Regions from separate parts of the Homo sapiens genome. Here region 2 is linked to region 1. A link is an interaction called in ENCODE POLR2A ChIA-PET data of the cell type or tissue named here. Cell type or tissue: Caco-2. All regions are shown on one strand. Links, peaks and the distances in the headings refer to the core of each region. The heading gives the core; the rest is flanking DNA.

Evidence for each region. ChIA-PET counts read pairs that join two places held together with the same protein. Peaks named below come from ENCODE experiments on the same cell type or tissue, not always from the same donor. Only the 100,000 strongest peaks of a DNase experiment are listed, where the experiment ranks them.
Region 2: POLR2A ChIA-PET joins it to region 1 with 10 read pairs; 1 of 35 experiments calls an interaction of 5 or more read pairs at or near these places.

What each region holds. Positions count from the first base shown.
Region 1 is chr12:114,839,560-114,843,961 of GRCh38, forward strand. No RefSeq gene overlaps it. Among named protein-coding and RNA genes, the nearest start is that of TBX3, 160 kb to the left of the region's middle. In Caco-2, for the core only: no CTCF peak of the experiment used is centred there; a DNase peak (open chromatin) is centred at 2,162.
Region 2 is chr12:115,312,508-115,316,909 of GRCh38, forward strand. It overlaps LOC124903082 (a long non-coding RNA gene), which reads right to left. Exons shown (of 11, transcript XR_007063592.1): 8 at 1,677-1,780. Among named protein-coding and RNA genes, the nearest start is that of LINC02463, 570 kb to the right of the region's middle. In Caco-2, for the core only: no CTCF peak of the experiment used is centred there; a DNase peak (open chromatin) is centred at 1,634.

The DNA.
Region 1 (4,402 bases), core at 213-4,212:
CTGGCTTAGAAGTAGGTGTGAGTAAAATGCCTCTGGAAGTCCTTCCTGGACCTACCTGAAATTTTTCTTGAAACATCTCCTTTGGGCACATCTTCCAGAGTCCTGAAAACAAACACTTTGTCCCAGTAGTTGGAGCCGTAATCAGGGACTTTGAACTCTAGGTAAGTTCCCTCCTACCCCACTCTTCTTTTTGGAAGGGCTGGTTTAGGCCAACCTCAGATCAGAAGCATAAAGTGAAATTCTGGGCTCTGGAGCCAGTGCTGGCTACAGATCCCCCCTTTTTTTTTTTGAGATGGAGTCTCACTCTGTCGCCCATGCTGGAGTGCAATGGTGCGATCTTGGCTTACTGCAACCTCCGCCTCCTGGGTTCAAGCGATTCTCCTGCCTCAGCATCCCAAATAGATGGGACTACAGGCACACGCCACCACGTCCGGCTAATTTTTTTATTTTCAGTAGAGACAGGGTTTCGCCACATTGGCCAGGCTGGTCTTGAACTCCTGACCTCAGGTGATCCACCTGCCTCGGCCTCCCAAAGTGCTGGGATTACAGGCGTGAGTCACCATGCCCGGCCTACAGTTCTCTTTTGATGTGAGCTTTCATCTTTTTCCAGAGTGGACCCCAGATGGGTACACACTAGGCACTCCATTAGCATGTCCTGAGTGAGGGGGTGGATGAAAAGAGGCTTAGCTAATGGTCATCCCGGAGGAAGTAATAATACGATGGTGATAATGATACTAAAATCAGTCATTTTCTGGGTGCTTATGTACTCTATACCAGGCAGTAGGCTGGGTGTTACATACAGATTTTTTTCATTTGCTTCTCAAAAGATACCCTTTGGTATAGACACCCTGGTGTCCTTTTAAGAGATGAGGATGTCGGGGTTTACCCCAAGTCCCCATGATGGTAAAGGGCAGAGCCCAGATTTGGGGCTAAAGAGTCTGATTCAAGAGCTCTTGCATCTGTCCACCAGGTTGTGGGGCCTACCTGACTCAGTTGTCAAAATGCTCAAGCTTTGAGTTGGCCTCGTGTTGATGTCCCCAAGGAGCTGCCCTGCTCTGTTTTAGATCAAGATGACTTAGGTGAGCTCATAAAACTGGAGGGGCAAAATTTTAGATTCTCTGTTTAAAGAAAGGTAGGGACCTACTTGTCCATGGACAGATTGACTAGATCGTGCTTTAACAGAAGTTCCCAAACATTTTTTTCATTTTTGAGACAGGGTCTTGCTCTGTTGCCCAGGCTGGAGTGCAGTGGCATGATCACAGCTCACTGCACCCTCAAACTCTCAGGCTCAAGTGATCCTCTTGCCTCAACCTCCTGAGTAGGTGAGACCACAGGCATGCACCATTATGCCTGGCTAATTTTTTTATTTTTGTAGAGACAAGGTCTCCTTATGTTGCCCAGGCTGGTCATAAACTCCTGGTCTCAAGCGATCCTCCTGCCTCAGCCTCCAAAAGTGCTGGGATTACAGACATGAGCCATTGTGCCCGGCCTCATGAAACCTTTAAAAAGAATGAGCTAGACTGGTACAAGTTCCTCCAATAATTTCATCTTTAGTTAATAATTATATACATTAAATATCTATGTTTCTATACAAGGAGAAAAGGTCTATAAGATATATAACCAATGTTTAAGTGTTGGTTAAATCTTATACTTTTTCAGTTTTAAAATTATATTTATTATTTTAATCTGAAGTTTATATTTTTTCAATTAAAAAATAAATCAAAAACACAGAAGGATATACAGGGAAGACTCCTCCCTTTTCCTGTCCATAGCCTCCCAGTTTTTCTTCACAATGGCAGCCACGGCTTTCCATTTATTATGTGTCTTTTTAGAAAGTGTCAATGCTCAGACTCCAATTAGGAGAGAGAGTTTTCTTTTTAGTGCGTACTTGTTTAGTATCCATTGCTTGAATTTTTCACAAGCATGGTTTTAAAAAAATCAAAGATAACAAAACATAATCATTAAAGGGCACAACTATTTGACCCCGTCTTACCCCCAGCTTCAGAAGCAGATGCTATGAGACTGTCTCTTCTTTAACTGAGACAAGAAACTGTGTTCTCTGGTTCTCCAATAGCTACAACAGTGGAGCTTTCAACTGGGGTGGAGGAGAAAATCCCGAGGTCTTTGATCTCTGGTCCCATCACCTTGATTGGTCTCCATGGTAACCACCATATCCAAGTAGGTGGAGAATGAGTCCTATTGTTCCTTCCTCCCCACCTTCATTCCACCTTAATTACCCAGGCCTTGGTTTGCATTCATGAGCCAGGAAGACATGCATGTAGATAAAGTGACTCACCTGCCTCCTCTGTTCCTTTCTTTACCTGCCTTCTCTAGCTACAAGACGCCTCCATTGCTCTCATGGTCCTGGGTTCAAGTCTCAGTTATCTGTGTGATTTAAGCCTTATGACCCTGTACAGGGAGCACTTTGCACCTGAAGGCCTGGCTTTCTCATTTGTGGCCAGGCTTGGTGGCTCATGCCTGTAATCCTAACACTTTGGGAGGCCGAGGTGGGAGGATCACTTGAGTCCAGTAGTTCAGGACCAACCTGGGCAACATAGTGAGACCCCGTCTCTACAAAAAAATAAAAAAAAGTTAGCCAGCCATGATGGCATGCACCTGTGGTCCCAGCTACTCCAGAAACTGAAGTGGGAGGATTGATTGATCCTAGGAGGTCGAGGTTGCAGTGAGCCATTATTGCACCACTGCCTGGGCAACAGAGCGACTCTGTCTAAAAAAAAAAAAAAAAAATGGCCAGGCATAGTGGCTTATGCCTGTAATCCCAGCACTTTGGGAGGCCAAGGCAGGTGAATCATTTGCGGTCAGGAGTTCGAGACCAGCTTGGCCAACATGGTGAAATCCTGTCTCTACTAAAAATACAAAGTTAGCTGTGTATAGTGGTGCATACCTATAATCCCAGCTACTTGGGAGGCTGCTGAGACAGGAGAATCGCTTGAACCTGGGAGACAGAGGTTGCAGTGAGTTGAAATTGCATCACTGCACTCCAGCCTGGGCGACAGAGCTAATTTTTGTGTTTTATTGGAGACAGGGTTTTTCCATGTTGACCAGGCTGGTCTCCAACTCCTGACCTCAAGTGATCTACCCGCTTCGGCCTCCCAAAGTGTTGGAATTACAGGTGTGAGCCACTGTGCCTGGCCAACATCACTTTCTCTAGGGTTTTTACTTGATTCACCAAGACGTTCACTTTAGTTGCTCCCAAATCTTAGTATTTGTCACATTGTATGACAGCTGTCCATTTCCTTACCTGTAACCACCTACTTTAGTTTGTGAGCACCTAGAAAGCTGGGTCTGTGTTCTTTTTGGTGTTTAATTTCCTGGCAGAATATTTCTTCTAGAACATTCTTGGTAGATGTTTGGATATATTCATTGCACAAATATTTATTGAGCAGCTACTATGTGTTGGGCACTATAGTTATGAACCAAAGAAAAGATCCTTAACCCCAGGGAGTTTATGTTCTAATGTGGGTGGATGCATGGATGTGGTCTCTGGAATGCCTGACCATCAGCAATACGGATCTTCTTGTAGTTCTCCAGATACATGGGATTTTCATCTCTGCATTTGCACGTACCGTTCCCACTGCTTATGGTGTCCTTTCTCCAGTGTTTGCTCAATCTCCACACCCTAGCTGGGGGGAATAAATCCCTGCTATAAACCACTGTGTCTGTGACCCTCTGGCACTTTGAAAACCCAGTTCAAGCAGGGTTTCGAGTGTGTGGGTGCCCCTGGAATGTGGACCACAAGGGAATCAGGAGAACATCTCACACTTGACCTTTGCAGCTCCAGGACCCAGGTCAGGGCTTGGCACTGAGGAAGCCCTTAGCAGACATGTGCTAAAGAATGAGGGTGTGCCATCACATCCTCGCTCCTTCTGCTTCTGGCTGAGGACTGATTTAGTCTATAAGGGGCCTCTTCCACAATTCTGATCTCATCCACTACTTAATAATGAGACTAATTTAACTCTCAGAGACCGGTGGCAGAGGCCTGGCCAGGGCTCTGGGATTATCCAGAAACACGCTTCTCTAGGATGGCCAAGTGACCTGGTGGGCCTTGTAGTGCCCATTGTTCCCAGATAACATGCACATTGTTTATTAACAACATTGATTGACTTTTCTGTTAAGAGAAGTGTTCCTTTCTCACATAGACAGTGTTTAAGTTTTGTTGAGAAACAAACATTCATGCTATAGCTGCACAACTGTAATTATTTGGGGGAAGGGGGATTTATCCAAGGCTTGAGGGGATGTAGGGATGGGGCAGGCAGCCTTTTCCCCTGGGCAGGCTTGTTAGGACCCTGTAGGGGGCCACAGTCTCACACAACTGCATTTGATGTAGGCCTAGCTGGCTGTCTGGCTTCTCTGTTTCTGAAGATGAACTACATTTCTAGAA
Region 2 (4,402 bases), core at 91-4,090, 470 kb after region 1:
TTTTTTTTTTTTTTTTTTTCAGATGACCAATGAAAGGATCGGTCTGCCTCTCCAAAGTCCTCAGAAAGAATACCAAAATTGTGGCTAGGTCTGAGAAAGTTTTTATACAATGTCATGGGATTGGTAAATCCATTGTAGCACTGGCTTATCTGTCAAGGCTGACATATGGCAGGGTAACGCTTCCTTCCCTAAGCATTTTTCTTTGGTGAAAGAGAAACTCTGGTCCCTATGAGAAAAGAATATGAGACTGACTCAGAGTCCTATTCATGTTTGATGCTACTGGGCACAGCTGTTTCTGGCTTCAAGGCATCTATCACATCTATGACTTTTTCTCCAGCAACCCCTGTGATAAAGTTCATGAAACTAGAATCCCCATAGAAGAATGGTGGCTGGCACTATACTTTGGGGACACAAGTTGTGAAACTCTCAGTGGCCCAGCATCCAAATTTCTATTGTGCAGAGTCTTCTCTGATTTTGGAAAATGCCTTACAAAGTTAGGATGTTGAGACGAGGCTCATGGTGATGACACAGGCAGGTTTGTTTATGGAGTGGGGACAAATATTTTGAATCCTGCTTGCTGTTTGTTTTGTCTAATGTACACATAAAACTCAGAATGATGTTACCAGGGATATTGCACATCAAGCACTTAGCACGGTGTCTGGCAGGTGGAAAGGGCTCAGTAATGGGAGATACTGAGTGGATAATTACAATAGCATCTTAAGTAGGCTTCCTGCCTCTAACTTTAACCTTCTCTGTTCCTCCCTCTAAGCAAGAGTGAAGATGATGACGATGACGATGATGATGATAAGGGTAGTAATTGGTTTCCCGTTATCAAGCACCCACTGCATGCCAGTAAGTGTTTGCTTGCACCACCTCATTCAATCCTTTCAATGGTTATCAATATTATTATGCCAATGTGAACATTGCAGAAAATGAGGCAGAGAGAGGTTGTGTTCACTTGCTAAAGTCTTGCAGCTTGTAACTGTATGAGCCAGGATTTGAACCCCACCCCTCCTCTTAAGCACTTTGCTATGCTGTCTTTCATTCACCCATCCAATTATTACCTGTTGAGGGCCTACTACCCTCTTAGTATATGGTCTACCCTGTTCAAGCCTGGTATAGACTGAGTGTTAACTATATGGTAGAAATTATTGTTATTAGTTATTATTTTTATTTAGATAATTTTGCCTCATAAGGGAGGCTGAAATAATTATAATATTTGTCCTGAAAAGTGTAGCCAGAGAGTATGATATGAAAGGATGCACATTGCATTAGGACCCATGAGTCCTGGCTTCTAGTTCCAGCTCCCATCCCCACTCACTGTGCTACATTAAGCAGGGCATTTCCCCAATCTGGGCGCCGGGTATCACGGGTTACCTCTCAACTCAGCTGTTACAAGTCCCTTCCGTCTAGAGGAGAGCATCAAAGCCAGGAAAAACTAAGCTTCCCTAAACCTGCAGTGCTTTACCTGATGGAGCCAAACTCCATGTAGCAAACCTAAAACCTTGATGCTGTGTAAATTGGCACATACACACAGCTTCCACGTGGTGATGACTATCAAAACAAGCTTTTGTCTACCCCACAGGGTCAGCCTCCTTTCTGAAAATCAAGCAGCTGACTGAGTCCAGGTCAAAGTCCCAGTGGGAGTGAGAGCCCAGAGCAAAGCGTGCACTTACATTCCATGATGATGATGCTTGGTGATGAATGAACCAGCTTCTTGGCAGGAAGGAAGTTCCTACAGGTTGAGGTGATCCTCCTAGCAATGTGTTTATTTGACAGCCTAAGGCAGCAAAAATTCACAGAGAAGAGAAAAGAGAGAAGAAAAGGGCATAAAAGAAAGGTTATTTAAGAACATCAGGATCCTCCCTGGCCAGCCAAACACTCATAAAACTAGAGCAGAAGATCATATAAACACATTGTGAAAAAATAAGGTAATCGGAGACTAAAAAGGTCCTAGAGAGGTATTAAGGCCAGGAAACATGTACTTTCTCTACCTTAGTACTTAGGCTCATTAATTTTTATTTAATCTACTTGGCACATAATAAATACTCAAGAAATATTTGTGAAATGAATGAACTACAGGAAGAAATCATTGTTGACTATGGCTGCCAATGACGGTGTCACAGGTTAAATGGGTGGTGGGAGCTGGGTACAATTTGAATTGCTAGAAAAAGAAAATAATTCAGAAAGACCATCAATTTTAACAAAGATCCCCATGAGAGAACAAACTTGGCTTGTTCTGTTGGGAGTTAAATTATTCAAAAGAGCCTAGACTATTTTGCAGACAATTTCCCTGGAATTTTAGTGATTCAATATCATAAAGGTTGATTTCTTATTCATGTTGTATGCCCAGCAGGTAATGTAAGGGGGCTCTGCTCCACATAGCCATTCAAGGATCCAGGATGATGGCAGGATCCGTTGACTACTTAGTCTTAGCTGCATCATCTGCAATATTAGTCCGCCATGGTCACCACAGAAGGGGAAGAGAGCTCATGGAGAACCCACATCTGATTTGTGTGCTTTGGCATGGGAATGACATGTATTCCCTCTTCTCTCAGCCCAATAGACAGAATTGGACACATGGCTCCACCTGACTCTAGTAGGCTGGGACGTACAAAGAACCCATGGCTCTGTTTCATAGCAGTCATTAGGAGAGCAACCTGCTAGAGTGGTAAACACATTTTAGGTAAGGTAGAAAAATAATTAAGTATTTGTAGTTCTGCTATGACAATGCATGACCTAGAAGTATCTCCAATAACATAGGAAAACCCCTTCTATGGTGTGCCAAAATTTGTCAATATATTAAAAGAAATCTTCATTCTTTTCATTTTATGATTTCAAAGCTGTTAGAAAAGGACTCCAGTCTTTTGAGTCCATAGCCTCTTCTCAATGACATATGAGTGAATTCAGGTGCCTGCAAAAATTAATTCTTAGGGAGGGCAGAGATTCTAAACTTACATAGAGCTGGGTCCAAATTCCAGCTCCACCACCCTCCTCAAGGCCCTTAATCTTCATCTCTGCATTCATTCATTTGGTTAATATTTACTATGCACCAGCCCATTAATCAAGAAAGATAAAAGGGAAATACTCTGACACAATTCTTATCCTCAGTAAGTCTTCAGATTATTGGATAACAACTAAATGAAATGGACTGATACAATTAATATTAATATTTTTAAAATGTCTATACTACCCAAAGCTATCTATAGTTTCAATACCATCCTATCAAAATCCCAATGGCATTTTTTTTTTGCAGAAATAGAAAACAAATTCTAAAATTCTTATGGAACCACAAGTTACCCAGAAACCAAAGCACTATTGAACAAGAAGAACAAAGCTGGAAGCATCACCCCTTCCTAATTTGAAAATATGTTTCAAAGCTACAGGCATTAAAACAATACAGTACTGGCATAAAGACAGACATGTAGACCAATGGAACAAACAGAAAGCCCAGGAATAAACTTGTGATTATATAGTCAATTGATATTTGACAAGGGTCCCAAGAACACACTTAGAGAAAGAGTATTCTGTCCAATAAATGGTGTTGGTAAAACTGGATATCCATGTGCAAAAGAATGAAAGTGGACCCTTATCTTACACCATACACAAAAACAAACTTAAAATGAATTAAATATTTAAATTAAGATCTGAGGCTATAAAGCTCCTAGGAAAAAATGGGAAAAAGTGTCCTTGATATTGACATTGGCAATGATTCCTTGGATATGGCACCAAAAGCACAAGCAACAAAAGCAAAAACAGACAAATTGGACTATATCTAACTAAAAACCTTCTTCACAGAACAAAAAAACTTCAAAATGATAATACAACTAACAGAACGGGAGAAAATGTTTGCAAACCATAGCTGTATATATCATTAAGGGTTGATATCCAAACGATATAAGAAACTCCTACAATTTACTAGGAGAGAGGGAGAGAAAGGGAGAAAGGAGAGGAGAGGAAGGAAGGGAGGGAGGGAGGGAGGGAGGGAGGGAGGGAAAGAATGAAAGAAAGAAAGAAAGAAAGAAAGAAAGAAAGAAAGAAAGAAAGAAAGAAAGAAAGAAAGGAAGGAAGGAAGAGAGAGAGAAAAAAGAAAGAGAAAGAGAGAGAGAAAGAAAGAAAGAGAGACAGAAAGAAAGAAAGGAAGGAAGGAAAGAAAAGAAAAGGAAAAGAAAAGAAGAGAGGAAGCAAAGAAATAAAGAAGAAAAGAAGGGAAGAAGGGAGGAAGAAAAGAAGAAAGGAAGGAAGGAAGTGAAGAAGAACCAGATTTTTCAAGGAGTAAAAGACTTGAATAGACATTTTCCCAAAGAAAACAAACCAATGACCAATAGCTATGAAAAGATGCTCAACATCATCAGAGAAATGCACATCAAAACCACAATGAGATCTCACCTCACACCTGTCA